6 separate regions of the Mus musculus genome follow, and all the other regions are linked to region 1. The links are chromatin loops, found by intact Hi-C in ENCODE. Cell type or tissue: heart. All regions are shown on one strand. Region 1 holds the start of Gm39022 (a long non-coding RNA gene). Region 2 has its middle 25 kb from the start of Krt20. Region 3 overlaps Gm14206 (a long non-coding RNA gene). Region 4 overlaps Krt10 (keratin 10). Region 5 has its middle 17 kb from the start of Krt31. Region 6 holds the start of Gm14206 (a long non-coding RNA gene).

The links. Hi-C counts contacts between places; a loop is a spot of excess contacts. Peaks named below come from ENCODE experiments on the same cell type or tissue, not always from the same donor. Only the 100,000 strongest peaks of a DNase experiment are listed, where the experiment ranks them.
Region 2: a loop joins it to region 1, with 8 times the contacts of the local background. A loop is called at or near these places in 14 of 42 quality-filtered maps.
Region 3: it touches region 1 in a loop (9-fold over the local background); 28 of 42 quality-filtered maps call a loop at or near these places.
Region 4: a loop joins it to region 1, with 2.1 times the contacts of the local background. A loop is called at or near these places in 6 of 42 quality-filtered maps.
Region 5: it touches region 1 in a loop (2.6-fold over the local background); 11 of 42 quality-filtered maps call a loop at or near these places.
Region 6: it touches region 1 in a loop (4-fold over the local background); 26 of 42 quality-filtered maps call a loop at or near these places.

Annotation. Positions count from the first base shown.
Region 1 is chr11:100,166,787-100,171,786 of GRCm38, reverse strand. Gm39022 (a long non-coding RNA gene) reads right to left here and starts at 4,903. Exons shown (of 5, transcript XR_880210.3): 1 at 4,850-4,903. In heart, CTCF peaks have their summits at 2,258 (motif pointing left) and 2,544 (motif pointing right); a DNase peak (open chromatin) is centred at 3,426; H3K27ac peaks cover 1,090 bases.
Region 2 is chr11:99,460,581-99,465,580 of GRCm38, reverse strand. No RefSeq gene overlaps it. Among named protein-coding and RNA genes, the nearest start is that of Krt20, 25 kb to the right of the region's middle. In heart, CTCF peaks have their summits at 604 (motif pointing left) and 2,222 (motif pointing right); a DNase peak (open chromatin) is centred at 640; H3K27me3 peaks cover 701 bases.
Region 3 is chr11:100,280,796-100,285,795 of GRCm38, reverse strand. It overlaps Gm14206 (a long non-coding RNA gene), which reads left to right. Exons shown (of 5, transcript XR_880211.2): 2 at 4,630-4,810. Among named protein-coding and RNA genes, the nearest start is that of Krt42, 13 kb to the right of the region's middle. In heart, CTCF peaks have their summits at 3,027 (motif pointing left) and 3,608 (motif pointing right); DNase peaks (open chromatin) are centred at 3,095 and 3,610.
Region 4 is chr11:99,383,990-99,388,989 of GRCm38, reverse strand. Krt10 (keratin 10) reads left to right here. Exons shown (of 8, transcript NM_010660.2): 1 at 1-251; 2 at 898-980; 3 at 1,336-1,492; 4 at 1,599-1,760; 5 at 1,867-1,992; 6 at 2,242-2,459; 7 at 2,721-3,059; 8 at 3,354-3,736. The coding sequence ends at 3,360. Among named protein-coding and RNA genes, the nearest start is that of Krt10, 2.9 kb to the left of the region's middle. In heart, no CTCF peak of the experiment used is centred here; DNase peaks (open chromatin) are centred at 2,349 and 2,899; H3K4me3 peaks cover 1,949 bases; H3K27ac peaks cover 1,502 bases; H3K27me3 peaks cover 709 bases.
Region 5 is chr11:100,065,140-100,070,139 of GRCm38, reverse strand. No RefSeq gene overlaps it. Among named protein-coding and RNA genes, the nearest start is that of Krt31, 17 kb to the right of the region's middle. In heart, no CTCF peak of the experiment used is centred here; no DNase peak of the experiment used is centred here.
Region 6 is chr11:100,298,313-100,303,312 of GRCm38, reverse strand. Gm14206 (a long non-coding RNA gene) reads left to right here and starts at 2,387. Exons shown (of 5, transcript XR_880211.2): 1 at 2,387-2,604. In heart, CTCF peaks have their summits at 2,794 (motif pointing right) and 4,788 (motif pointing right); a DNase peak (open chromatin) is centred at 4,812; H3K4me3 peaks cover 150 bases.

The DNA.
Region 1 (5,000 bases):
CAGGCCTATGGACTTGGTCCAAAACCGAGTCTAGGCTAAACTCAAGGTGGACTGAGGAAGGATTTCTGGCAGTTAGATAAAATCCACCATTCATCAGTAGCTTGTGAGACAGGCTCCTGTCTGCCATTGACATGACATACACCCGTGGTTGCAATCAAAGCCTGTGTTGGCCTCCAGGCTCCGTAAGTCCCTACGTCATGCTTTTCAACGTCCAGGCTAGCCTGGCCCTTCTCACCTTCTCCACTCCTCTACCACCATGCCAGCTCCCAGGCTGATGAAGATCCCAGGCCTTGCCTCCTCCCAGATACCCTGTCTATCTATCTATCTATCTATCTATCTATCTATCTATCTATCTATCTATCTATCTATCTATCTATCGCTTCTCTTCTGACCCTGTTATTCTTACTTCTCTCAAAGATATCCAGTCTGCTTCCTTTTTTTTCTCTGCTTTAGATTCTTCAGATGCCTCTGGCTGTTCTCTCTCTCTCTCTCTCTCTCTCTCTCTCTCTCTCTCTCTCTCTCTCTGTCTCTCCCTCTCTCTGTCTCTCTCTCTGTCTCTCTCTCTCTCTCTGTCTCTCTCTCATAAAACCTTCCTCCATATCACAGAGAAACCATTTCAGCTGTTTCTTTACTGTGGCCTCGTTTATAGACAGGCAAGAAAGATGCCAGCCATCTTGGAAGTACACTACTTTTACTTCCTAGTCATGGCTCCTCTCCCTGTCTGTCTGCCTATTAGAAATTCGTTCTAACTACTAGACCCTCAGCATAGGGCAGGGCCTAGGTCAGAGGTTGAGAGTAGTTTAACTCCACTGTGGGTGTCCTTTACAGTGCCTCAGCTGGCCAAGCACCTCTGAGTTTAAGGGGGCTCCTTCCAGAGCTGTGAAGTCCTAACCTTGATCTTGAACTTTCAAGTGACAGTAGTTCAGATAGGCAGGACCTGATTGGACTAATTTCTGTTGAGACAGGGGTTCTCTATGTAGCCCTGGCTGACCTGGAACTCACTCTACAAACCAGGCTGTCTTTGAACTCAGAAATCCTCCTGCCTCTGCCTCCTAAGTGCTGGGATTAAAGGAGTGTGCTGGCTGAAACTCACCAATCTTAAAACCAACATTGAAAAGCCCTAAATTCCCCCAAACTGTCTCCTTCCCTGAGACACTTATCTCTCTCAACAACACCTCAGTGTCACCCAATCCTGCCACTCCCCTCCCCCAAGTCTAGAGGAAAGTCGTCCTCTCTCTTATATCTAAATGCAAATGAAACAAAATCTTCCTCACCAGCCCCTGGGCTCTCATGACTTCATCCTTTTCTGTCCTAGGCTGCACTTAAGCTACTCTGGAATTCCCAGAGGAAAAGTTTGGCAAATTCAGGAGGACGATGGGAACAAAGAACAGAACCCATCAAATGCATGGGATGGAATCAAGCTGATAGAGCTAAGGGGAAAGGAAGAAGAGGATGGCGACAGCTCCCAGGGGTCTACGCTGTAATCCACATTGTGCCCTTCTAGGTGACTCATGCATTCAACAAATCCTTAGAGGACACACAGTTCCTGTTCCCAGGGGCATCCCGTGCCACCTGCAGGTGACACAGAAACCACTTCCAGTGAGCCATAGGCTGTGACGGGAACGATATGCAGGCTGCAGAGTGTGGAGCGTGGTCACTGATCTAGACTTGGGGCAAGGCTAGGGGAGAGGGTCAAGGATGGCAAGTAAGACAGGGAGGGTAGGTGAAAGAGCTGGTGGAAGTGGACGTGGCTCAGAGATAAGAAGGTGAACGGTTATTAAGAGCCACATTGGAGTTATGGCCTTGAGGGGCTCCCTGCCTTCCTCCTGTGGGTGCTAAGGTCAGATTCAGGTCTGAGTCCTGAGTCCTTGCTGCCCATGGGGACCCTAAACCAGAATTAACCCCTGTTCCAGAATGGCCTCCTCCCCGATCCCATGAGGTGCTCCAAAGAGAATTTCAGCAACTTGTTCCTAGTCTATCCAAGATGGCTACAGTTTTGTTACCTATGGGTCTCCCTGAACTCTACTCCCAGTAGAAGTGAGACATGAGATGACTGAGGTATTCTGGGAAGTTTTTCAATATACTGTGACTGGAGCAGGACATTTACTCCTAAGCAGGAGGTTCGCTGATCTGGAGGCAACCTGGGGCAGGCCAGAAGCTGGTATGAATAGTGCCTTCAATAACTGCCTCACAACTATGGCTGCAGCGCCCCCTTGTGGACATATTACACACTGGTGAAATGTCAAATTAGTTTTACAGCTGGAAGGTAAGTGCTCTTTCTCGGAAGACAGTACCTCCTCCATAGTCCCGTTGGCCAGAAAAAAGGAGACATAAGCCCAGGGTTGCACAGGTGAAACTTTGGACTTTTGGTCCTCCTGGGTTCTAACTCTTGTAATACTATCCATTTAATCCTCTTTGCTACTGTAGGAAGGCCAGGGAGCAGTCTGGAGTATAGGTTCTGCAGTGTCCAAGATTTTTCTGGTTTGAATAAGGCTAGGTCAGCCGGACAGAAAAGGAGTTGGGGGTGGACGAAACCTGCCCGGCTTCAGAGTGTCAAGCGTCCTTTGGCCTCCAGGGGGTGCTGTTGAGCTGAGCTGGTCCTACTCTGGCTGGGAAGAAAAGGACGCTTTGCAGCCTGAGGACAAAGGGCGTGTGTTTTATCAGCTGGCTGCCCTTGTGCAAGGCCCTCATTCTCTCTTCAAATGCATCTTGGACTGCACAAGAACAAAGATCCAGTCCTGCTTCCCTTACCTAGTTTTGGAGGTCTAGAAGGAAGTGCAGTTTGGCCTAGGGGCTTGCAGGGTGGGCCTATGAGGTAAGCCCGTGGAGAAGCCAGCAGTGTCTGAGGCTGCTGGACATGACTACCACACACATATCCCAAGACCAGGCCACCCGTAGATGATGCAACCTATGCTGCAGGGCTTTGGACTCTAAATGCTGTCTTTCCTCTTATGGTTCTCCTGAGTTTGCTTAGAGAGTACGTGAAGGTGGTGGAAGGAAGGGACACGAACAAACACATGAGCCTCTGTTTCCTTATCTGTGAAATGGGTGGTAACCATTTCTCCTGGAAGGTTGCTGTAATGCACATATGTATATAACATATGTATGTAATTTACATAGTGACTGTAAAGAAACAGGGAGTAGGAGTCAGGGTAGCTAGTTTTTTACATGTGAGCTCATGGCTGGAGATTGGGCTGAGACAGACAGACCCCACTGTTAACTCCCTGAGGCAGGTGGAGAGGTTGCCCGTGGCAGTGGTGTCCTGGACCGGAGTGCTGAGAGTGGAGCCGGGCCTTCCTAAAGCACTCGGATGGGCAGGAATTAGTGTTGTGTGGAGATGGAGTTAAGAGGGGCTGAGGCCTGGCAGGGTGAGGGAAAGGGCAATTAGGAGGGGTGTGGAATGAGTCACTCACCCCAACCCCCTGCTCAGCTTGGTGGGATGCGGAAGGAGTGAAGAGGCCCTGCTGCCTGGCAGTACCGGGTGCAGACAAGCCAGGTAGGGAGGCAACCCTGGGAAAGGACATGGCGCCCTGCCAGCCACACCCACTGGCCAAGGCCTTGCCCTACCCTGTTTAACCCATAGGGCGGGGGCTGGACGAAGGAGAAATGCGGCCCGGAAATCTCAACATGTGGTGCGGGGGACCTGAGATGAGGGCTGGCTGCTTTACTCTGAACCTTGCTTCTCAAGGCTTCCTTCTTTTGTTTGGTACAGGCTGGATATGGAAGAGGATACTTAAAGTTGCCTCCCCTCACTTCCCCCATCTAAGATACAGGCTGCCTGTATATCAGGTTTCATGGAGATTTTCAGACACTTGGTCCCATTGGGGCTAGATGGATGCTTAGGGGTAGCTGAGAGGGCTGTGGGCAAAGCACACCCTGTCCAGAGATGTAGAGAGTGGTAGAGTCAGCAGAGAGCAGCACCCAAGGGGAGCTCGGATAGGGGTTTAGAGGAGTGAGTTTGGGGCCTGGGCAGGGGATTGTGTGGGAGAAGAGGCTGCCGGTAACAGGTTACCACAAACCAAGACAAATTCACCATCGCCTTGATTTTGAGGTGGATTTCTCTAGTATCCTGAATTGCCATCAAATTCAGGATTCTCCCCCGCCCCCCGCCTCAGATCAGCCTTCCGAGTGCTGGGATTGCAGGTATGCTATCATACCTATTTCAAACTTGTTGCCTCACAGTCTGAAATGAATTGTATGACTAAAATGAGAGCGTAGGTATGAAATGCCTTCCTCTGGAGGCTGTGGCATGGAGGTTAATCTTAACTGTCAACTTGACTGGATTTAGAACCAGGAAGCAAGGCTTCTGGTGTGTCTGGAAGCTTGTTTCCAGAGAGGTGAGAAGTGACAAGACCCATTCTTAACATAGGAGTCTGGTAGGGTAGGGTCCAGGACACAAAAAGACATCTAGTACCAGGCCCCCAGACCTTAGCATAATTAACTCCATGATGAAAGTACCACTCAGGCCATAAAACTTAGCACAGAGACAACATCACCAGCCAAAATGAAGACAAAGACCTAATTCATTAATGTCTATAGTTCTGGGAAAGTCTCTAGATGTACTAACCTTGCCTTTTGGCGTTTGTAGTTCTGCTTGCTTAGCTGTTCTTGTTAACAGGAGTATGCCAGTCTAGAATATAGTTATTGTGCTTAAAAGCTCACCCTGAGAAAGGCTCAGGGTTACGCTGGCATCGTGAGACCCTGTGTTGTCACCAGCCCGCTGATAAAGGCTTTCTATTAGTTTAAACCCTTGCCTGAGTAGCCTTGTCCAGAGGATACCCCACAATTGAGCTGAGCAACAGCCCACGACTCTCTGCTGCCCTATTGTGGATGTGATGTGACCACCTACCTGATTGTCCCGTCACCATGACTTCCCTGCTATAGTGGACTGTCCCCTCAGACCTTGTGACAAAAAAAAATGCTCCCTTCCCTACAGGGCTTTGGTTGTGTATTTTGTCATAGCAACCAAACAAATAATGAACACAGCACTTCCTTGTTTG
Region 2 (5,000 bases), 710 kb after region 1:
AAATTACCATCAGGCCTGTAACTTTTGCGGAAAAGGAGTCCCAACCTCTGCTGTGGTTGGGAGAGCAGAACTAACTGGGTTAAAATCACAGCAGGGTAATTAGGCCTCTCTCAATAACTCTGCCCTGGGAAAAGTGGACCATCTCTTAGTAAAGCAAAAAGGGGCTTTGATCCTTCACAGCCGACTAAATGGAAGCAAAGGCACTTTGCAGACTACCTAAAGAGGTTAGAATTGGTGCAATCACTTAAAAGATTTTTAAAATGTCTGAATCATTCTCCTCACCCCACTCCACCCCATCCCTGCTGCTAACCCAGGGCAAAAATTTTAAATAGTCAAAAGAGACCATGGGCAGTTTTCTTTTAAAACTGTATAGTTTTCTTCAATCCCTTTCCAGACTCATGGTCAACTATTGCTCATCATGGTGTTTTTCGCAAGATGCTAATTTGAACAGAGTAAAAAGGTCGGGAGGTGAGTCAGAAACTGGATTTTTTTTTTTTTTTTTTTTTTTTTTTTTTTTTTTTTTTTTATCCCCAGCAACCTGGAAGGGGTTGCTTCAGGTTAGCCTCTGTTAGAGAGAAAGAGCAAGAGCGACCCCTGCTGGCCAAAGAGGCAAGGCACGCTTTTTCCTTCTTCAAGGTGCAAATTTGAAGTCAAATTAATCTCCATGTCATCACATAAAAGACCTCAGGGATTATACTGACTGTATCCTGTGAACGATGGCAAAAAATGGCCACCAGGACATAACTAGGCCTTCTCTTATCTCCGTTGAGCCTGCATGACACCACCTCACAGAACATGAAGTCCTGTGTGTGACAGGGAACACTTTAACAGTTATTTGAACTGGAATTCTAGCCAAAGATCTTTCTCAAAATAAATGGAGCCCTATGAGACAGCAGATGTTCTGTCCCCTCCAATCCATAATAAGGACAGCTTCATATTACTCTACTTCATCATAGTTAGTCCATCCACAAAGGACAGAGCTGACCAGGTCAGTGGGAAGGGGTGATGTCAGGGCAGGCTTAACCTATTCCCTGGTGGGCACAGTGATTGAAAACAAATGGCCACTCTGGTCTCACAATGTGTTCAGGGCCTCCTCTGAGCCCATCTGATTGGAGAATAAGCTAGAAACTTTCAGTAGCTTTCTCTCTTTCTTTTCTCTCTCTCTCTCTCTCTCTCTCTCTCTCTCTCTCTCTCTCACACACACACACACACACACACACACACACACACACACACACACTGGGCCACTCAGCTCCCTGAGATCATTACAATATAAGAGACTTCTTTTCCTTTTAACACCGGTGCCCTAATAAGAAGCTTCTGGAAAAGTTAAAGGATATTTAAAGTCATGCTTTTACCATCCCCTCACTCTCTGGGAGTCAGCAGACAAACAGTGCTTGCTAACAGGTGCAGACGAAAATCAGGTGACCAGAACCATGAGCTCCCCATGGTGACAGTGCCACACAGGTCAGGTGGCAGCTGAGGCTTGGAGCCAGAGCAGACACAGGCAGTGTTACAGGGACAGGGACTTCTGATTTCAACGTGGGAGAACCCCAAAACTAGTATTGCTGAAAAGATAAACTAAGACTTGACTCGTTCATTGTCTGAGTTCTGCATCAAAACCCAGTGCAACCGGGTTTCCTGGTCCCAATGCCCTACATCATAGGCATCCCCACTGGCACGTTTCCAGAGGTCTGTCAAACCCAGGAAACATTTAAAGTAAAATACTAAGATAATGCGAACATAACAGCAATCACTCAACACCCTTAATAAGCTTGGCAGGACTTTGGAGACTAGCCTCGACTAATCTGAGGACAAGATTCGGAGAGACTTGGAGTCCATGCTCTGGATGGATCTAGTACTTTGCTGTGTTTGTTAAAACATCTAGAGTGCCTTCCGATAACAGTTTCTGGGCTCAGGAGTACAAAGTAGCATGGTGTTATCCTTTCTCAGATTTGAAAATAATCCAACTTAACCCATCGTCCAGTACAAAAACTATACACATGACCAATATGACTTTAGCCTGAAGCATCTCACCACACTACCTTAGAGAATCCAGTGTGGCTGACAACTGAGAGTCGTTGCCTGAGGAATTCCTCTTGGATCGAAGGAGAGTGTAACATAAGAGTGGAGAGGGAAAGAGGGGCAAGAGGGAAAGAGAGAACCCAGGGGCTGAGATCTAGCAACTATCAAAGCCATGCAGGGAAGCATGGAGCCAGCAGAGGGAGCCAGAGCTACGCACGAACCAAAGCCTCTTAAGACCGTAGAGCCAAAGGATTCACTCTTATCTCTGAAACGTCATTACCAGAAGCAGACACAATTGCAGTGGCCCTGAGTCTCTTGTTTCCAGATCTATCCTTTCCCAAAACAAATCTGATATGAATCAGTGTTTCGTGTTTTGTGTAGAGAAACAATCAATCGAATGTCTTATTTAGATGAATGCACATAACAAGACACATTTCATTAAGTGTGTGTGTGTGTGTGTGTGTTGGCTCTTTTCATGCGATAAATTTTGAACATATTTTTTCTGCTCCTCCAGTTTTTCCCAACTCTTTCTACCACCCTAGACACCCAACTTTGTAGTCTTTCTCCCTCAAAATAATTAACTGAATAGATACATAAATTGATAAGTAAATAAATAAGACAAAGAAAAATGCACGCACACACACACACACATATCACCTGTCATTGACTCTGTGCTGGCCAACTACTCCTGAGCATGAAGCCTTCCCTGCAGGGTGCTTGGTGTATCCAGCATCACTCCACTGGAGAAAACTGATTTTCCCTCTCCCAATAGATATCATTTGCAAAGAGCTTCTTGGTGAGGAATGGGTCTTTATGCTCACTTCTCTTTCTCCTTCTCCCTGCTGGGATTTTAGCAAGATAGATTTCAGTTGATAATAGACATCCTAAGAACAGGAAAAAAAGTCTTTTTCTTTAGTGTGTATGCATATGTGTGTTCATGTGTGTACAGGTGCAGAAGTGTGGGAGTGTATACATACAGGTGTGTGTGTGTGTGTGTGTGTGTGTGTGTGTGTGTGTGTGTGCTCGCGGGGGGGGGTGTCATTCTTGGGTCACCTTTTTGCTTGAGTTGGGGTCTCTTACTAGTCTGGAGCTTGCCATTAGGGCTAAGCTAGCTAGCCAACAAGCCAAAGGGATCATCAGCCTGTCTCTACATCCCCAGCCTTTTAAATTGGGTGCTGGAGATAAAACTTGGCTCCTCGTGTTTGCAAAGCGGTCACTTTACTGAGAGTCATCTCCCCAGCCCCAGAGAAAAGACTTGGGGGCGATTTTTTCCCTCTTTAAGACAAATTAATGAAACTCCCCCACCTCTGCATGTCTGTCTGTCTCTGTGTCTCTGTGTGTCCCTCTCTCTCTCTCTGTTTCTCTCTGTCTCTCTGTGTCTCTCTCCTCCTTAGCTGTGTATTCATTGTCACGCCCAGCCTTCAGAGTTCCCTCCTACAGGCTCCTTTATTGAAATGTAGACCACTGACCCATTCTGCAGCTAGCCTGTAATTATGAGATGGATCCACCCTTGGGAAGTTCCTTTGGAGACTGTTGCTGTTCCATTTGTCAGGGTGTAAGACGGGAGGGACCTCCCCCAATGCACTTGGACTTTATACCCTTACTCAGTCAACTCGCATGTGGGCAAAGGTCCACCCTCCAGCCTCCTGGAACAGGAGCTGAGGAACGTGAAGCCGGGTAAACCCCATGAATAAGAGGCCCCTGCTCATTCACAGGGGAAGCATCTCATTATGTTGCTATCCATCACACTCTCACCCCAGGTCAGTGCCATAGAATGACTCCGGGAACCCAAGTTCGGACCTTCGGTAAAAGAAAGGCTCCACAAGGTGTTCTTGTAAGGATGGTGAAATCTCCAGTATTAAATAGCAATCTTGTGACATCGGGCAGACATGGCCTGTGGCTTTATCTTCCACTCTACCCACTGTGCCCACTCCTCCTTCCTTTAGCCCAGCTCCACCTGCATCCGCCTAGCTGTGGAAAGCCGCCCTCAGGCCTGACTGAGTCCCAAGGAGAGACAGACTTTCACTCTTGTGCCTAGATGACACAGGACTGTTGGTTTTTCTTTCTTTTTCTTTCTCTTTTCTTTTTTTAGAAGGATAGACTGATTTGAGGCTGGGGCTTGTTGAGGCAATGTCTCACTATGCATCTCAGGACAGCCTTTAGTTATAAATCTTCCTGCCTCCACCTCCCAAATTCTACGAAGTAATTCTAGGTACCATAAACTTGTACCACCCACCACTCCTGGCTGTGCTGAGTTGTTGTTGTTTTGTTTTGTTTTGTTTTGTTTTGTTTTGTTTTGTTTTGTTTTGTTTTGTTTTGTTTTGTTTAGACAGGGTTTCTCTGTATAGCCCTGACTGTCCTAGAACTTACTCTGTAAACCAGGCTGGCCTCGAACTCAGAAATCCACCTGCCTCTGCCTCCCAAGGGCTGAGATTAAAGGCATGTGCCACCACTGCCCAGCATTAAACTATTTTTCTTATAGATTCTTTTTTCTTATTATTTTCATTGTACATGTTTCTTGTGTTCAGAATATGTGTCCATAATGTATAATGACCAAGTCAGCATTTTACATTTATGTCTCCGTGACTTTTTTTTTCAGTTTCTGTGAACTGTTCAACAAAAACCCCAATGCCAATGGTAGAATGCCTCTTTATAAGTTGTTAGTCAAGGAGATCTCAGAGACCACCCAAACAGTATAGGCTTTTACAAGTCTTCTTGAATGCCTATCAGAGCTAGATGGTAAGGCCACACTCATAGGATGCATGAAACACAGAAATCACTTAGAAATGAGCTGGAAGCTTCCTCCACACCTACTAGTTTCATAGTCCCCAAGGATGCTATGGAGGCTACTGGGGGAACAAGCAATGTTCTTACCCAACTGAGGCCCACCAGTCAGCCGAACAACCTGTCAAGTAGATACGCAGACATGCGCAATAGTTATATTGCTGTTAAGGAGATGGTCAGTTATTCTTTGA
Region 3 (5,000 bases), 110 kb before region 1:
TCCATGTGTAGCACAGCCTCTGTTGTGAGGACTGAAGGCTGCCTGGCTAGGCCTGGGTGAGGGTGGGGAAGCAGAGGAGGTACAATTCCTGGGCCCATCCAGTCCATTGCTGGGCATGGGAACAGGACCAGCCTGAGATGCCCAAACTGGACATGAAGCCCTCAGCAACTTTGGAGGACAACATTCCCTTCCCAGAGTTCCTTTGGCCGAACTTCAAGGGGCATTCTACAGTGACCTTGGTCCTGGGGTGTCTCTGGGGACTGGCTTCCTCCCCGTTTCTCTTGTCCTGTGCCTCGATGGGGTGGAGGGAGGAGATCGCCTGTCCTGGAGTGCTACAGCTCGGACAGCCTCGCTGTGTGTCCTGTCCCCGTGTCCTGAGGCTGAGGCTGGCTGAGCATGCACGTACACATGCATGTGTGTATACATTCGTGTGAGTGTGTGCTTAGTGGGGGAGGGCAGAAGGGCCATTGTGCATTCAGACTGTGATCTCTATAGTTGGGGTCTGGACAGCAAAGGATTCTGGGAACTGTTCCCTGACAGCCAGGTCCAGGGCAGCTTGGGAAGTTGTGGGAACAGGAGAGGACAGGTTAGAAGGGAGCGGCAGCTGCTGGAATGTGCAGGCCTGGTGCACCCCACCCTCCCTCAGTCAGGGTTGGGCCCTCTCGGTAAAGCCAGCACTCAGTCCTTCTCTAGCTGTCCCCAGCTCTGCCATCAAGCACCCCCTTCCTGCTCGCTCCTAGGAGGTGCTCCATACCCCCTGGCTTTTTGTTGGGTTACCACCAATTGGCCCAGCTAGGAAAGGCTTTGGGGGGGAGACCTTTTTGGAACGCCTAGAAACTTCTCTGAGTCTTGATGCTGGGAAACCATTAGTCCTCTGTACAGACAAAGGTTTTGTCGCTCACGGGGGACTTCATTCTGAGGAGTTAGGGAGAGACAGGGCCCGTGGGAGGACCAGTGGGTGGATTTCTAGGTCAGCCCCGCTCCCCAGGTGACAGCTGAGGGTCAGTCAGCCCTGTAGATTCTGGGTCCCCGTTTGCCAACCTCTGTAAGGGAAGCACGCCTTCCCTAGCCCATACCTACTGCCTTTAGGATCCAGGCCGCTTTCCCTGCTAGGGTCCCTGGCAGGCTGGCCCTCCCCCCCATCTCTCTAGGCTCAGCATCCATCTCTGTCTCCCCTCCTCTGGCTTGTCTCACTCTTCTCAGAGAGTGTGAGCTTCTTGTGTGCCACTGGCCTTCACACCTGACAGCCATACCCGTGTGGACAGGCAATGTCTACAGTGACTCCAGTTTGTGCTGTGCCTCCGTACCTGTCCTGCCTCTTGACTGGCCCAGGGTGCTTAGATGCCCCCAGAATTTAATCTGCTCAGGCCTTCGGTGTGCCTCATAAGGATAAGTGATAGCGCCCAAGTGTCCCTGTCAGGTTTTCTGGCCAGGCCTTGCCTCACACAGTTCAAAGGTGACCTAACTGGAAGGGAACTGAAGCTTGAAGTCATCAGGGCCTGGTGACCTGTGTGTGCTGTCAACACTCCTGGTCCTGATTCTGCTTGCTCTAGACTGGGAATGTGGGGGACATCACTCTACCTTGGGTTTGGTATCTCCTGGGAAGATTCTAGAAATCTATCCTGGGATCACGGCCTGTTCAGGCTTGTCTAGGGGTAGCCCTGTGGTAATGTAAGGTTTTTTTTTTTTTTTTTTTACTATAGTGGCAATGGCGGCTTTGTGTGAGTGTGAACGAGTGTGTAATGTGACAATGAAGAGGTTGTAGGACTGAAAGCACGGGCAAGTGTACAGGGCAAAAGTGTGCACACATGAGACAAGTGTGACTGTGTGTCAGTGTGAGGTTGTGTGCGCATGTGCGATTGTCTATGAGCATGTGAGAGCATGTGTCTAAGCTTAGAGTGTGGCTGTGTGTGGACCTGAGGATGCAGGGCTGTGAGGTATGTGTCTGTGTGCCACGTGCACGCACTAGTGCAAGGGCATGTGATTAGACTTGAATGAGGTTGAATGTGTGAGTCCATATGGTAGCCGTGTGCAAATGTATGTGTGGGCTGTGTAGGTGTGCATTTGTGTGCAAGCTCTGTGAAGGTGAGTTGCATGTGCACCTGTGTGAACTAGCCACTTGCGTTGGGGAAGTGCTGAACTTGGACTCAGGCCCACCTCTCCTCTAAGGTTATAGTCAATGTAAGTGAAACCCAGAGTCTTTCTATGAATTCTGGGAAATTCCAGGGAACTGCAGGCTCAACCCCCGCCCCCCAGGGGAGTTTCCACATTCTAGTGAGAACTTTGAGGCCTTTCTTTCTTTCCTTCTTTCTTCCTTCCTTCCTTCCTTCCTTCCTTCCTTCCTTCCTTTCTTTCTTTCTTTCTTTCTTTCTTTCTTTCTTTCTTTCTTTCTTTTTCTTTCTTTCTTTCTTTCTTTCTTTCTTTCTTTCTTTCTTTCTTTCTTTCTCTTTAAAAACGCAACATGGAAGAGAGTCAAAATAATACTGACAAAATGTATGTAGGATTTAAGACATAGAATCACAGGACCTTGCACTAGCATGCATTCTGAAATGTATATGTGTGCACACGTTACACATGACGCACAGACCCATACCTCACAATCTTATATCCCCAATAAAGGCATAGAATCTACTATGTGTTATTAGACACTCAAACTTAAAAAAATCAATTTAATTTGAAATCACATGAATGTGTGTGTGTGTGTCTGTCTGTCTGTCTTTGTGTGAGAATGTGCAAGTGAAGTGCCCACAGAGGCTAGACATATTGAATTCCCTGGAGCTGGACTTCCAAGTGATTGTGAGCTACCTACTATGGGTGCTAGGGACTGAACTTGGGAAGGAAAAACATGCTCTTAACTGCTGAGCCATTTCTCCAGGACCTCAGACACTAAATCTTTCGACATGGGCCCTTCCCCTATCCTCATGGCCCTGGAGTTAGTGAGCAGAAGCCATTCCCAGGTCTGAGGTCAAAACAACCGCGGTGTCTGTCCAGCTAGCCCCGAGCAGCTCAGTGCTGCCCTCTGCAGGCGCACGATCAGAGATTCGAGCCTCTTAGCTCCAGCCTAGGTGACAAAGAGCCTATCTGGCTCATCCAGTGAGACCCTCTTGCTGTTCATCCACACATGCAGAACATGCTTGGATGTGCATGTAGGGTAGCCATGTAGGTGTGCGCATAGCCGTTTCTTTCATTGGTTTGTATCGGGTTCCCAGTTTTGGGGGGTCACACCCTGTGTGGCATGCACACCAATAACAGCTGCTGCTGTTAAAGAATTTTCAGTAGGAAGAGAGTACTCCTCTTGAAGAATAGGGACTGACCCAGGGATCCCCAAACTCGAAGCTGGCCTTGGGGTGAGCAGTTTCATAGAGGAGCCTAAGGGGTAGGAAAGGAGTGACGCGTGGGACAATGGACACAGTGGCCCAACTGGGGCTTGGTGCAGTGGGAGAGTCGGGGGGTGGCATACTAGGGAGTTGTATAATGAGGGAGATGAGCTGACCCAGACTCCAGGGAAGGGGTCTGAAGAGGCAGCTGACAGATATGTGGTCCAGCATCCTCCTGAATTTCTTCTGTGTCTTTGTGAACAAGGGTGCAGTACCGCAAATTACCAGCAGATGGTGCTCTAGCTACAGGATTGAAGCTTAGGTTGCACTCTGTAATGCGTTCTTTCCAAGAATGGAAAGATGCTGGAGCCTAGAGGCCAAATGGCTTCCCTTTTAGGGCAAGAGGACCTTGGGACGAGGTGGGGCGGGACTCCACACTGTCCCTTCAGCTTCCTGGTCAGGTACCTGCCTGTTCAGCTTCTATTCTTTTCTGTCTCTCAGCGACTTTGAAACACCCCCCAGGAACATAAAGACCCCCTCTGGTCTGCCCTGGAGGTTTTTCTCTAGACTCCAGAGTCTGTTGAGAGTCAGACAGCCTTTTTAGAAAGTTCCTGGTTGTTATAATCCAGGGCTCCGCCCCACTCTCTTACTTCCCTGGACGGCCTGTAGGAGGAGATTCCTTGTCTGTTTTAAGCTGGAGTTGTTAGGACCAGACACAGCTCACTCTCCTGCCACAAAGATCTAGAGGCTTCCACAGGACTGGTTGGTGGGCACAGCTCTCTTCCTAGCTGAGCTTGGGGCTTGGGGGCTGTTCCTTAATGGCTGTGGGGACAATGGAGATTATGGAGGAGGGCCCTTCAGTTGTATATCCTTCCCTCCTCTCCTTTGGGGAAAGGGCTTTCCCAACTCTGGTGACTTGGTCATTCATTTGATCATTTATTTGACAAGCATTGTTTGGTGTGTCTATTTCTGGGGACAGAGATGGAGGTGGCCGGGTCCCATCACCAATAAACAGGTGAGGATGTACAAGGTGTCCCTCAGCTTCCCTCCGCCTAAATTATGTCTGCAACACAGAATTACAGTCATCACTGCCCACCTGTTCAACCTAGAAAGCTATCCCCCTGCTTCCAACCTGCCCTGGCCTGTGCCCTGCTGGCCACCTGCCCTGATCCATGCTCCTGCTGGCTACCCAGCTCTGTGTCCATTTTCATGTCTGTTTCCCAGGCTGTCACCTCAGTCTGGGGTGGGTTCTGGGTTCTCCCCAGTGTTACATTTTTCTCTCACTAAGGAAAGCCTTTTTCTCAAACTCCAGGAGCTGGGAGGAGGTGGGGCAGAAGCAAAGACACAATGGATGAAGGTGACCCAAAGGGACTGTTCAGATGGAAAAGAAGACCCACAGACAACATGGGGAAACCACTCACACAGCGAGTGTGCGGAGGCTGAGCCATGCTTGTGAACCATGTCATCAGCTGGCAAGGAGAAGACAGGCAAAGGTCAGGAAAGGTCAGCTTGTAGGGGTCAAAGGTCAGCTCGTAGGGGTCGGTAGGGACCCAAGAAGAGATCCTGGATATTTATGTCAACTTGATATGAGCTAGAGATATCTGAAAGAAGGGAACCTCCATTGAGAAAACACCTCCATAAGATTCAGCTGGAAGAAATTTTCTTAACTAGTGATTGATGGGG
Region 4 (5,000 bases), 780 kb after region 1:
GAGGAGGCTTTGGCGGTGGTGGATTCGGAGGAGATGGTGGCAGCCTTCTCTCCGGAAACGAGAAGGTGACCATGCAGAACCTGAACGACCGCCTGGCCTCCTACATGGACAAAGTCCGGGCTCTGGAAGAGTCAAACTACGAGCTGGAGGGTAAAATCAAGGAGTGGTACGAGAAGCATGGCAACTCAAGCCAGCGAGAGCCCCGGGACTACAGCAAATACTACAAAACCATCGAGGACCTTAAGGGGCAGGTAAGGCGCTTCAGACTCCGGCTTTCCATCGTTCCTAGGCATGCAATGCAGAGGAAGCTATGCCAAGTGTGGCACAGCTGACTGCTGTCTCTTCCCTGTTACCTTTTCATGTCTAGTGTAACCAGGCCTCATCAAAGATATTTATGGCAATGTGTCATCTAGCATGTGTGTTGCCTGTCGTCCAGGATGACAGACTACTGAGAACCTTATAGGTTTTAACACACATATGCGAGTTCACAGTTAAAATAGGCTAGGTCATACATAAGTGTGGGAGCTAAGATAATTTTAAATGAGTATGTTACATATATGCATATATATGTATAGATATGTATAAATTCACCCCTAGAAGTATTTATAACAAGTTAAACAGATACAAACATGAGTCACTCAAAAGTTAGCTGCAACACAAACAAATCACATACTATAAAGGAAAGGGTCGGCTGCAGGAATAGTACAATCCCAGCCAGTGCTCAAAAAGCAACCATAGCCATAAAGGTCCTGAAAGACCTGAGGGGAAGTATGGGCAAGTCTGGGACAGTCCATGTTTAGTTTGTCAGAGAACTATCTAAAATGCAACTCACCTATGCTAACCTGAGAAGCCAGAAGCCCACCTGATCTTTTCAATAACGTGTGTCTCTCCCCTCAGATCCTCACCCTGACAACTGACAATGCCAACGTGCTGCTGCAGATTGACAATGCCCGCCTGGCAGCTGATGACTTCAGGCTGAAGTAAGCTATGTGGATGTGGTGCACACACAGCAGGGGCTTCCAACAATGCTCCTGGATGCCCACAACAGCTTTTACACTCTCCTGAACTCATCTGGAGTGAAACAGTGCTAAGCTGTTTGTTTTTTTTTTTTAATTTAATTGTCATATCTTTTGGGCAATCGTTAAAGGAGGGTGTGTTTTAAAGTGACAGCTTTCTTCAAATCAAACTATATTAATTAATATTCCTACATGAATTCGTGTATTATGAATGTTGCCATGACATGAAACCAAATCTGTATCTGCACTGTAGTCCGTGTATATCCAGGTATACCGTCATCCTCCTGTATATTCAGTGTTTGTATCTTGCTTGCTTCAGATACGAGAATGAGGTGACCCTGCGCCAGAGCGTGGAGGCCGACATCAATGGCCTGCGCAGGGTACTGGATGAGCTGACCCTTAGCAAGTCTGACCTGGAAATGCAGATCGAAAGTCTGAACGAAGAGCTGGCCTACCTAAAGAAGAACCACGAAGAGGTGACACAAATTTACATAATTACATTCCCCCCTTTTAAAGAAAAAAAAAAAAGCTCATCTGGGTCGTGGTGTACTCACTAATTAAATCTAACTGCTCCTCAAACAGGAAATGAGAGACCTTCAAAATGTGTCCACTGGTGATGTGAATGTGGAAATGAACGCTGCCCCAGGGGTTGACCTGACTCAGCTGCTGAACAACATGAGAAACCAATACGAACAACTTGCAGAAAAGAATCGCAAGGATGCTGAAGAGTGGTTCAATCAGAAGGTAAACTAGCCAATCACCCTTCTTAGTGAAGCCCATGGAGCTTTTCTTAGCATGCCCAAATGGTCTCATCTTTTCCCTATTTTTTTTTTTTTTTTTGATCCTCTAGAGCAAGGAACTCACCACAGAAATCGACAGCAACATTGAACAAATGTCCAGCCATAAGTCTGAAATCACTGAATTGAGACGTACTGTTCAGGGTCTGGAGATTGAACTACAGTCCCAGCTGGCCCTGGTACGTTAAATCTTATAACCTGGCTTCTATTTTATCCTGCAATTGTTCATGCTAAAAATGACTTGGGGGCAAGAAATTAGAATCGAAATTGCAGCTTGTGGGCGTGTGGGGGGAAAAAAAAGAACTGCTCACATGGAGGCAGTCCTGCTCAAACTTTGGCAGTGCAGCCTAGCACGAATCCTAATTTACTTTCCTTCTACGAGGTCTTCCTGAATCCCATGTTTCACCTTAATAAACCCTTCTTCTCAGAAACAATCGCTGGAAGCCTCCTTGGCAGAAACAGAAGGTCGCTACTGCGTGCAGCTCTCCCAGATTCAAAGCCAGATCTCCGCCCTGGAGGAACAGCTGCAACAGATTCGGGCTGAGACCGAGTGCCAGAACGCCGAGTACCAACAACTCCTAGACATCAAGACCCGACTGGAGAACGAGATTCAGACCTACCGCAGCCTGCTAGAAGGAGAGGGAAGGTACATCGGAAACCTGCAAAAATCCTCCACCGCTTTCCTTCAGCACTGCACATAGCAAAGCTTGCCCAAGCCCAAGGAAAAGCCAGAGGCGGGAAGGGGAGCAGGAATGGGTTTAGGAATTAGGGCTGTGTGTATGAATATCCGTTACGAATGGCTGGAAACTAATCCACAAACTTGACTGGATTATCAATACTGCACTGGAGCGCGACCTGACGCTCCCACATTAGAAGTGGCCGCATTTGACCTCCACACTTTCTTTAGCTCCAGCGGTGGCGGCGGCGGACGCGGCGGCGGCAGCCACGGCGGTAGCTACGGCGGAAGCTCCGGTGGCGGAAGCTACGGCGGAAGTTCCGGCGGCGGCGGCAGCTACGGCGGAAGTTCCGGCGGCGGCGGCAGCTACGGCGGCGGAAGCTCCGGGGGCGGTAGCCACGGAGGCAGTTCCGGTGGCGGCTACGGCGGCGGAAGTTCCAGCGGTGGTGCTGGTGGTCACGGCGGCAGTTCCGGTGGCGGCTACGGCGGCGGAAGTTCCAGCGGAGGCCAGGGCGGAAGCGGAGGTTTCAAGTCTTCCGGTGGCGGCGACCAATCATCTAAAGGACCAAGGTCAGCTGAAACTAGCTGGGGTAATCTGAAATAGTTTTAACTTTCTCCAAAGGTTTTGTTGCTCTTGAAACTCAAGAGCTGATTTTTAAAACAATGAAAATCTCGAGTTAGGTTTTCATTTGTGTTTTTAATAACCCTATAGACATCAGTATTTGAAAATGTCATATACAGCTTAGATATTTTTTTTCCAGAACTTGGAAAGGTTATAATCTTCCTTTTGTAATAGCTTGTTAGTAGTTAGGATTCCTACAAATCTTTTCACCTAAATTCTAATTTATTTTTTATTATTCACAGATACTAACAAAACCAAAGTGATCAGGACGATTATTGAGGAGGTGACACCTGAGGGTAGAGTCCTTTCGTCTATGATTGAATCAGAAACCAAGAAACACTTCTATTAAGCTGCATAGAAGAGTCTCTTCATACGGGCCACTGGACAGACGTGTGGAAAACATAAATGTCCAAGAAACACTTTTGTCTTAATGGTCTGTGGAAATAGGTTCACTCCTTGAAATTAAGGTCTAAAAGGTGTTTTGTGGTTTCTGTATTTCTTCTTTTCATCTATCAGAAAGTGTTCTTTTGTGGAGAAAAAAGAAGAAAACTTTCTCACTTACTTATTAATTTCTCATTTACTAATAAATTTCAATAAACTTTCTTACTGATGCAAACTATAAAAATCTGTCAGAATTATTATTTAGTTGGGTGGGTGTGCTTGGACCAGTATGAGTACTCTGGGTGAAGAAGTCCATAATTGCCCGAAACTTACATTTCCTAAAGATACACAATGAGTAGAGAACTCCCAGCTCTCTGGCCGTAACTTGTTTCAATCTTGGAAATTTTGAAATCATCTCAAATAAGATTCCCAATATAAAAAGAAGTTTCACATTCTCTTTATTTCTCACATTTTCTATTTTCTTCCAATTATGATATTGCTTCTTAAATACTACTTATGATACATCTTCCCACCGAGCTTCGACAAAAGTCAACCAGCCCAACAGAAATTCTCAAAATTGTTATATACCCAATAAAATTATTTTGTGTCTGCCAGATGACAGCAGTGTGTCCAAACAGACACCTCTAAATTTCCTGCCCCCCCCCAACACTTATATGTAATCAATACATATAAAGACCTTGTTCTATCTGTATACACTTAATTATATCTCCCTACCAGACCCCAACTGTGCTGGCTAGTTTTTTGACACAAGGTAGAGTCATCTGGGAGGAGGGAGCCTCAGTTGAGAAAATGCCTCCCTAGGACTATAGGCAAGCCTGTAGGCATTGTCTTCATTAGTGACTAATGGGAAAGGGCCCAGCCCATCGTGGTTCTGAGTTCTACAAGAAAGTGAGCTGAGCAAGCCAAGGATAGAGTCAATAAGCAACACCCTCTCATGGCCTCTATATCAGCTCCGGCCTCCAAGTGCCTGCCCTGTCTTCCTTCAGTGATGAACAGTGATGAGGAAGCACAAGTCAAACAAACCCTTTCCTACCCACGTTGCTTTTGTCCAGGTGTTTCAGTACAGCAAAAGTAACTCTAAGACATCAGCTGACACGACTTAGTGCTCTACTTGGGGTACAGTAAAGAGGGAAAGCCCTAATGTGCTTTGGGGTTGCCCGTGTCCATTGACTAGCAGCGTCAACATCCTTCTTGACTTGAACGCTAGTGCTTTTCAAGATCTGAGCCCCAATCCCTTGCCATTTCAGTGGGATGATACTAAATAATCCACACCCTAACATATAACACTTTCTGTGTGCCCTAGGAGACAGTGCCCCTCCACAAACATTGAAAACCAGGCTCTTTTTTAAAATCAAGAATTAAATTTAAAAAAAAAAAGACTTTCTCAATCTACATGTGTTGAGACTTGTCAACCCATGTACTTTGAGAGACATTTGGGATACTAAACCATACCCCAGTGCAGTCTAAACTAGATTATAATACTAGTG
Region 5 (5,000 bases), 100 kb after region 1:
TAACATTAGGAGAAAAAGGCTACTATGGGTGTAAGAGCCCAGACTCCCTCTAGAGAAGAGCTGCCTTATGAGTTAGGAAGGTCTCCAATGTCTCCTCACCCTGGGCCTTGGGACAGACTTTCATAATGGCACTTGTATGTATAGGAATACCTCTCATATTGACACAGGTGTGGATAGGATTGCCTCCTTTGGTTTGCCAAGGGACAGGTCCAGGCACTCTTTGTTTGGTCAGAGTTCTTCTCATTTTAGCCATCTACTTCTCTGCTCCCTCAATGGACCCCAAACTCTGAGGTGTCACCTGGCGGGGGCGTGCCAAGTTCCAGACTGAATTGGACACTAAGCTTACTGTGGTCGCCGCTGCATAGAGTTCTGAGGAGACGCAGTGTGAACACGAGGCTGTGACCGGGAGGGGTGGGCAGCTGCTGGAAGGTGGAGCTATGGTTCTGAGCTCAGGCAGAGACTGTGCTGCAGAGCAGGGTGGCCCCTTTTGGCTCTGCTCTGGGTTGCCGAACTGCCCTGTTTGTTTTGTTTTGTTTTGTTTTGTTTTGTTTTGTTTTGTTTTGTTTTGTTTTGTTTTGTTTTTACTTTCTGTGCTTTAGTCTGAAGGCATCCGCTCGCCTGTCACATCTCACTTCTCAGTAACTGCCGTTCTGCCTGCTGGAGACCCTGGAGGTGAGACCTACACTGGGCTCTCTGGGGTGCAGCTCCAAGCTCAGCCATCTTGTCACTCATTCTTTATCTTCAGCACACAGGCCATGCCACATGCCACAGGCCACATGCCACATGCCACATGCCACATGCCACATGCCACATGCCTGGCAGTAATAGCCAGAAGTCTCACTAGTTAGGTCTTCTAAAAATTAAGTCAGTTCTTTGTCTAGAGTTGAGACCTTACAGCGCTCTTTCCTTTCCACCCTAGGATACCCATTGGTGCTGTTCTGGTCCAAGTCATTTTTAGTCAGCCTTGTCAGCGCGGCTTCATGGGTGTGGCTTCTCTGATACTTCTAGAAGACAGAATCCTGTTTCTTTGTCTCGTAGAATTCTTTGGTTCCTTCTTCTGAAATGATTCTTGAGCCTCAGGTGCAACTAAAGGACGCTGAGAAAGGGGGACATAGTCTTCCCTAGGGAAGAAGATGCCAATTGGTTGTCTAATATCAAATGGTCAGCTAGGAAACACAGAAGTAACAGTGGAGGGATTGAGCAGAACGTGTTTATAAATTTAGGAACACATACACACATGCACACATACACACAGAGGCACAGGCACACGCACACGCACACACATACACACACACACACACCAGCATCAACTATAGAATAAGAGACTATGAATTTGAAAGAGAGCAAGGGGATACGTTGGAGAGGTTGGAGGGAGAAAAAAAGGAGAGATGATCTAATATTATATTATAGTAAACATTTAAGTCAACTCTCAGACTCTCTGTGGGGGAGAGGCTTTGCTCTCAAATCAGCTTGCCCCAGAGCAGCGTTCACATCAAAAGTGCTCCTTTGGAATGACGCACGTGGCCCAGCTGTTCATTTAACACAATGTCTCTGGATGATGCTTTTTGGCCGGGTATTGAGAACACATGAATGTGCAGGGCAAAGGTTTTGTTAGAATTTTTGATGGGAACTTCTTATGGTATTGGCAATGCTGATTTCAGAGCTCTAGAGGCGTTCTCCAAACCCTCCGAATTTGAGAGTTTTGCCATGGTCTTCATGGCTGAATGTAGTGGTACCTAGGTTTCCTACTTCATCCTTCCCTATTGCAGAAACACACACAGAATTTTAATAAAAAACTTAAATTACATATTATATATATATGAGTGCTTTGCTTGAATGCATGTATGTGCATCCCATGTGTGTCTGGTGCCTGTGAAGGTCAGAAGAGAGTGTCGGATCCCCTGAAACTGGAGTTAACAGCTGAAAGCCATCATGTGGGTGCTGGGTATTGAACCTGCGTCCTCTGCAAGAGCAGCAAGCACTCTTAACTGCTGAGCCATCTCTCCAGCTCCAAGTGAACAGAACTCCTGTCTGAAGATGAGGTATCTATGGTCCTGAGCCTCCTTAGCAACTTAGAGAGATGGCTATCTGAGGTCTGGGCTCAACCGGAGGCAGAGAACTAGAAACAGTAGAAGCTTGTGGGCACCAGGGCCTACTTGTGGGGTGTGATTAACATGTACTAGAGCCTTCTGGAGAGTGAGTGCTGCACGTATGTAATGTAGGCGAACCCTGGCCAAACCACATACCAGGCTGTCAGGCCATTCCTCAGCAATAACTGAAGTGCTTGCGGATCTCAGCACAAAGAACACACCTTCCTGTGTATCTTTGTCTAGTGACTCATGCACCTCTACGCTGACAGAATGTTACATAAATGACAGACACGCCCTCTCGTGGCCCCATCCTCAGCCTTCAGAACGCTGAATGACACAGATGCTAGTAACAGTGGATCTGTCAGCATGGGTTCCTTTGATTTGTGTGCCTAGTTGATAGCACGCTTCCTGTTCAGTCCTTTGGGCCTCATTTTTGTCTGTTGACCACTGAAGTATCTTTCATGTTCTCTTGTTTAGCTCGTTCTTTCTTCTCTCCCTGCAGCCTCCCCCACCATCGCCACTGACCGGGACTGCGTGTTTCCTTTGCCTCTCTCTCAAGCTGTGACCTGTCAACCACAAGCCCCACTTTGCCTACGGAGACGGTGCTGGAGATGATGCTGAAGTCAGGATTCCAATGCAGGGAGGGTATCACGGAGGTGGCGCTGGGGTCATGGTGTTTCCATCTCCTCCATTCTTAACCTTTTCAAAAGACCAGATTGCCCTGGAGACATTTCTACTAAAATGCAAGCAGTAGATGCTTCCAAATATTGGCTTTCTGTTAGCCCTTATGCTGTATTTCTTTGAAATTTAATTTGGCAAGAGTGTCGTTATCTTCCGTTAAAGCTCACATTGTTCTCAGTGTCTCTTCTGGGGTTTGGGTTCTAGTCCATTGTCCCAGAGATTTTTAAGATGCGACTGTGCGCCTGCTTCACGTGGACCGCCACCCACCGTGCACGTCAGTTGCTGTTATTTTGGTGTTGCTCTTCATGTGGTGGTCTTCAAGTTGTTGGATCCTCATTGGCCTTGCCACATTACTGCAGCTGGGTCTTAAGTCCCTGGGAGAATGCTCTTTCCTGACTCTCGGTGTGCACTTTGCCTGTAGTTCCCCAACGACTCCTGTTGCCAGGCTCGGATTCCTTCAGAACAGCTAAGAACTAACATGTCCCTACCGTGCTTTTGGCATCTTTGGCCTCTTGGTATTTTATCCGAGAGCAAACTCAGCCCTCTTAGAGATCCAGTTTAGTTAAAAGGAGCTTGGTCATGTTGAGAATTGCTTTGACCGAGTTGCCAAGTTTTATCTCTCATTCAGATTGGCCCCTGTCACAGAAGCATGAAATTCCTTAGGCCTGGAGGCCCAGCGTGGGTACTGGGGACAATTGTCTTGGTTCTGGCTCGATGCCCAGAGATGTACTTTTTTTTTTTTGAGAAGCATTGTCATAGATTTCTCAGTTCTCTGTCTTCGTTGCCCCACAAATTCTGGCTTTGAGGATTGCAGTTGACACTAGAACCCTCTAGGTCACTATCACCTCTTAACCAGGGTTCTGGAAAAGACCAAAGTGGTCCTTAGCAGGCCGTGATGGAAAGGCAGATGGAAAAGCAGTCCCGAGGGGCTAGGCTTTGCCAGGAGCTCCTGACTTTGGCAGGCACAGAATATGCCCGCAAGAACAAAATCTCCAATCCTAGCTTACCTGTGTATCTGGGAGAGGAGAGGAGAGGAGAGGAGAAGAGAGGAGAGGAGAGGAGAGGAAGAGGAGAGGAAGAGGAAGAGGAAGAGGAGAGGGGAGGAGAACAAAGCATAGATACCTTTCTTTGCTGCTACATCATTTGGAAGATAGAAAACTTTTGCTAGAGTCAGACAGAGCTGATCTCAGATGCTGCCTGGTGATGCTAGCCTGAGTCACTACAGTGGTGACCCCTTGATGCCTAGTCCTCAATGGAAGAAGTAGAATTATTACCATTTCTTTCCATTAGGTTGAGGGAGAGCTCACACAATGTTCCTGGCAGGTGGCAGGGACGTAGTAGATACCGCTTATGGAGAACCAGTGGGGACTGTCTGTCCAGCAGGAGGGAAGAGCTGGTGAGGTGCACTCCCAGGGTCAACTTGAGGAGCCCTAGCTGTCTATGGTGGTGGCCTGGAAGTGTGACAATAGCTCTTGTCTATAACCATGGTTCTTTCTAGAACCATGATTGCTACTAGAGACTTATTTCTCCTTTTGAGTGGTCCATCTGACACTAGGCAAATAGGTTTTTGTGTTATCACAAGCCTAGAATATCTCTCTCTGTCTCTATCTGTCGGTCTTTCTGTCTGTCTGTCTGTCTGTCTCTCTGTGTGTATGTGCATGCACTCATATGTGATATACCCGTCAAATTGCTGTATGAAAAATTGAGTTTACTCCCAGAGACTGGTGTTCCTGTCAAGTTTGGACGGAGGAATTTCTTTTTGCAGTGGGCAGTGGTAACTACAGAGATTCATAATTGGTCTAAATGCGGAGAATAAGTGGTTGTTGGATACTCAGTCCTGAATGGGACATCTAGAGCATCCCCCTTCGAGGCTCAGGGAACACTGCAGATGATGGGGCGGGAAGAATGTAAGAGCTGGAGGAAGGGGTGGAGCCTTGGGTTCTGGGCACGATCTGGCCATGGCATTCTCATACCCACACCTGCTGATTATGCATAAGTCTGGGCCCAGCACCACCCTGTCATGGAGAAGGGAGTTCCTGTGCCTCCCTGATGATTTATCGGCAATTGCTGGTTTCTAAGGGGGAGGGGGAGACATTTCCTTCAGTGGTGAAGTGTTCATGCTTCTACAAATGACTCCTGTGAGCAACTCTAATGAAACACGTTGGGTCGTCATCACAAAATAAACAAAGACATGGGAAGATAGAAAAGGGGCAAATTGGTAAGATCTGG
Region 6 (5,000 bases), 130 kb before region 1:
CATAGGCAGTTCCTTGAAGGGTTCTTCCTTTCAGAGGCCCAGAGGCTGTGTCAAGAACACAGTTAGGTATAACTCACGCAGTGAGTTCCAGGACAGTCTGGCTTTCATGAGTCTCTGTCTCAAACCCTGCAAAAGCCAGGTGTGGTGGGGCATGCTAGTAATCTCAGGCTCCATGTGGCTATGAATTTGAGGCTAGCCTGGGCTACAGAGTGTGACCCTGTTCCCCAAAACCAAAACATTGGGGGTGGAGAGATATCTCAGTAGTTAGGACACGTAGCACTTTTGCAGAGGACCTGAGTTTGTTTCCTAGTACGCACGTCAGGTGGCTCATAACCATCTTGGTTATGTGGTTTGAACAGGAATGGCCCCACAGACTCATGTGTGTGAATGCTTGGCCCACAGGGAGTGGAACTATTAGGGAGTTTGTGGCCCTGTTGAAAGAACTATGTTACTATGGAGGAACACAGAAAGGGACACACACACACACACACACACACACACACAAATACCTTCCATCCATATATACACAATTAAAAATAATAAAAATTAATCTTAAAAAAACTAAAATATTTAACCAAGCATATAAACAAAGCTCAAAACTAAACAAAGACTTTATCATGGAAAACTTTGTTATACTTTACAGTGCATATGTGCACAGGTAATTCACAGAGTGAAACTTCTGTTTCAAATCAAACCTGCCCCAGCATCTCTCCCCTCCCATGAGTCACTGTTACAACCCATGGCAACTCTGTTACCTTGGAGACAACACCCTAGATCAGTGGTTCTCAACCTTTAGTGCAGTTCCTTATGTTGCTGTGACCCCCAACCATAAAATTATTTTGTTGCTACTTTATAACTGCAATTTTGCTACTCTTAAGAATTGTAATGTTTTGGAGTTCAAATCCCAGCAACCACATGGTGGCTCACAACCATCTGTAACAAGATCTGACTCCCTCTTCTGGAGTGTCTGAGGACAGCTACAGTGTACTTATAATAAATAAATAAATAAATCTTTAAAAAAAAAAAAAGGGCTGGTGAGATGGCTCAGTGGGTAAGAGCACCCGACTGCTCTTCCGAAGGTCAGGAGTTCAAATCCCAGCAACCACATGGTGGCTCACAACCATCTGTAACAAGATCTGACTCCCTCTTCTGGAGTGTCTGAGGACAGCTACAGTGTACTTATAATAAATAAATAAATAAATCTTTAAAAAAAAAAAAAAAGAATTGTAATGTTTTAAATATCTGATATCCAGGATATCTGATATGCAACCCCTGTGAAAGGGTCTTTTGATTCCCAAAGGGGCAGAGACCCACAGGTGGAGAACCACTGCCCTAGATCCTCACTTCCTACTCCATATCCAATGGGCTAAGTACACCCTGGGTTCCCCTTGCACAGTGCTCTGGACTGGCTGTTTTTTTGGCTTTCACGGGTTACAGAAGAGTTTCCCAGTCTCCTCCTGTGTTTCTCTGCTCCCAGCCCTGCTTTCCGGTGTCTGACTCTTCCATAGCAACCAAAGTCTCACCTTGTTCTGTGGAGTCAGTCTTTGTCTTTTCCTTTAAAATTTATTTATTTATCTAATGTGTATCAGTGTTCCATCTGCATGCTTGTGAATGTGTGTGAGTGCACTGGCTCCCCTGGAACTGGAGCCACAGACAGCCATGAGTTGCCATGTGGACTCTGGGAACCGAAGCCTGATCCTCCAGAAGAGCAGCTAGTGCTTCCAACTGCAGAGCCATCTCTCTCTCCAGCCCTTCTGTCTTTCCTTGATGTGGTCAATCAGCTCTGGGCTCTGCTTATCTCCATCTTCCGCCCCTACGTCCTGGGTATCAGAGCATTATTGCGACATCCTCACCCTGGGATGGAGCAGATATTTGGTTCTTTCTCAAAGTCTTGAGGTTTTGCCTTAAAGTTACCTTTTCGCTGAGGCCCTTCCTTCCTTCCTTCTCTGTCTGTCTGTCTGTCTATCTATCTATCTATCTATCTATCTATCTATCTATCTATCTATCTATCTATCTATTTACTTATCTATCTACCTATCTACCTAAGAATGAGACTGTGTCCACTATATAGACCAGGATGGCTTAGAACTTAGAGAGTTCCACCTGCTTCTGCATCCCGAGTCCAGGCATCAAAGTTGTGTGACACCATGCATGGTCTGATCATCCAGTTTTAATTGCGTTTCAAACCAACCTCTCCCCCTGTCAATCCACATTCCCTTCTCTGTCTTCCCCATCCTTCTCTCTCTCCTTACAAACACAATTTCCTTATTTATTTAGGCTTCTGGGTAATGTGCTTACCCTGTTCCATCTCCCCTGCTCCGCCCCCACCCTCCCGTCCTGTCCCCCCCCCCCCCCCCCGCCCTCCGGCTCCGTCCCGTTTCTGGAATCTACCACCGTGTTACTGATGTTCAGGTAGGCTTAAATCTCTCTCTGTTTGCTTGTGAGCCTAGCTCCTAACTGCTGAGCCATCTCCCCAGCCTCTGGCCACCACCTTTTTATGTAGCGGAGGAGGACAGTGCTGGATAGTTTTATGTCAACTCGATAGAAGCTAAAGTCATCTGAGAAGAGGGAACTTCAAAATGCCTCCATAAGATCGGGCTACAGGTAAGCTTGTAGGGCATTTTTAAAATTAGTGCTTGATGAGGAAGGGCCCAGGCCACTGTGGCTTCCATTCCTAGGCTGGTGGTTCTAGGTTCTTCTTATTTTTGATTATTTTTATTTTATTATTTTATGTGTACAGGTATTTTGTTTTTATGTATGTCTGAGCAGCACATGCATGCAGTACCGCCAGCGACCACAAGAGGGCACCAGATCCCCGGGGATTACAGATGGTTGTAAACCATCATCTAGGTACTGGGGATGGAACCCAGGCTCTAAATCAGAGAGCCAGTGCTTCAGCCTTTGTTGTTGTTGTTGCTGTTGTTTTTTCGAGACAGGATTTCTCTCTGTAATCCTGGCTGTCTGGAGCTCAGAGATCTACCGGCCTTTGCTTCCCAAGTGCTGGAATTAAAGGAGTGAGGCACCATTGCCCAGTGGTCCTGGGTTCTATAACAAAGCAGACTGAAGCCGGGCGGTGGTGGCGCATGCCTTTAATCCCAGTATTTGGGAGGCAAAGGCAGGCGGATTTCTGAGTTCGAGGCCGTTCCAGGACAGCCAGGGCTACACAGGGAAACCCTGTCTTAATCCCCCCCAAAACCCCAAAAAACCCAAAAAACCAACCAAACAAACAAACAAAAAAAGCAGGCCGAGTAAACCAGTAAGCAGCACCCTTCCATGGCTTCTGCGTTGGCTCCTGCCTCCGGTTCCTGCCCAGTTTGAGTTCCTGGCCTTTGATAATGAACGTGGAAGCATAACGTCAAATAAATTTTTTTTCTCCCTAGGCTGCCTTGGTGCTGGCGTTTCATGGCAGCAACAGAAACCCTAAGACAATGGCTTTGAGCTGGGCGGTGGTGGCGCACGCCTTTAATCCCAGCACTTGGGAGGCAGAGGCAGGCGGATTTCTGAGTTCGAGGCCAGCCTGGTCTACAAAGTGAGTTCCAGGACAGCCTTGGTTACACAGAGAAACCCTGTCTAAAAAACAAAACAAAACAAAACAAAACAAAACGACAATGGCTTTGAACTTAAAAAAGTCTTTACTTGTATTTATGCGGATGTGTTTGTGCCTGAGTTTACCTGTGCCGTGTGTGTGTGTGTGTGTGTGTGTGTGTGTGTGTGTGTGTAGCCGCCTGCAGAGGCCGGAACATGCCAGCTCCCCTGGATCTGCCATCACAGGTGATTGTGAATCCTTTGAATTGGGTGCTAGGAACCCACCTGAGGTTCCCTGAAAGAGCTAAGCACTTATCTGGGGAGCCATCCCCCCAGTCTTGACCTTAAGCTTCTGGTCTCTACTTTCTGAGTCCTGGGGTTACAGGCAGGCCTGCACCCAGTTTATGTAGTTAAAAAAATTATTTATTAATTTATTTTATGTATATAAGTACACCATCACTGTCTTCAGACACACCAGAAGAGGGCGCCAGATCCCATTACAGATGGTTGTGAGCCACCATGTGGCTGTTGGGAATTGAACTCAGGACCTCTGGAAGAGCAGTTAGTGCTCTTAACCACTGAGCCATCTCTCCCACCCCCAGTTTATGTAGCCTTAATGACTGAACCCAGGCTGATCCTTGGGCCCAGTGCATGGTAGGCAAGCGCTCTAGCAACTCTGCTATAGTAAACTCCAAATGTTTCCACACCATTTGGTATGGCTTGTAGTAAGGTCTTGAGAAATGCCAAACACGTGTGACATAAAGAACACTGTTTAGGTGAATACCCCAGTATCTGTGTGTAAGCAGCAATCCCAGGCCTCTTAGATTTTATTCACTTCTTATTTCTAGTTGTCTCAGATTTCTTCCCAGGTATGTCCCTGGTCTCCAAGGCTCTCTAGTCAGCCGATGACATCATCCCCTCCCCCAACCCTGTGACTCAGACGTGGCAATGTGTCCTGTCATCCCATATCCTGTCTCACATGATCTGTTCTTCACCTAAGGACTGTGGTCACACGTCCTGGGCCTGAAACTCAAGGAGTCACACTTGATTCTCAAGTGGTCTTCTCTAGTGACTTAGATGTGGTATCTCCTGAATTACCTTTTGTTCTGAGGGAAAACCGACTCCAAGTTCAGTTTGGAGGCGTCCCCCCCCCATGTCTTTTCCTTTCTGTATCCCCTGGAGCTCCAGCTATAACCTGTTTAGATCAACCCAAGAAGAATTTAGAATTTCAGGGTCTAAGCAGTCATAGAACAGGCGCACTTCCAGCGGCGGCCACACGATGGCAGCACAGACCGGGTTTAGAGACGAGACCTGCTGCCTGAGTCTAGCCTTCAGCTGATAATTACTGGGGCTCCAGAGATGTGTGGCACAGTCCTCTCTTTAAGGCTGGGGGACTTTGGGGCTGGCCCAGGGGCGTCAAGCATGGGGTTGTGTGTCTGTAGACCGACCAGGAAAAGGCCTACCATGGAGTTCGA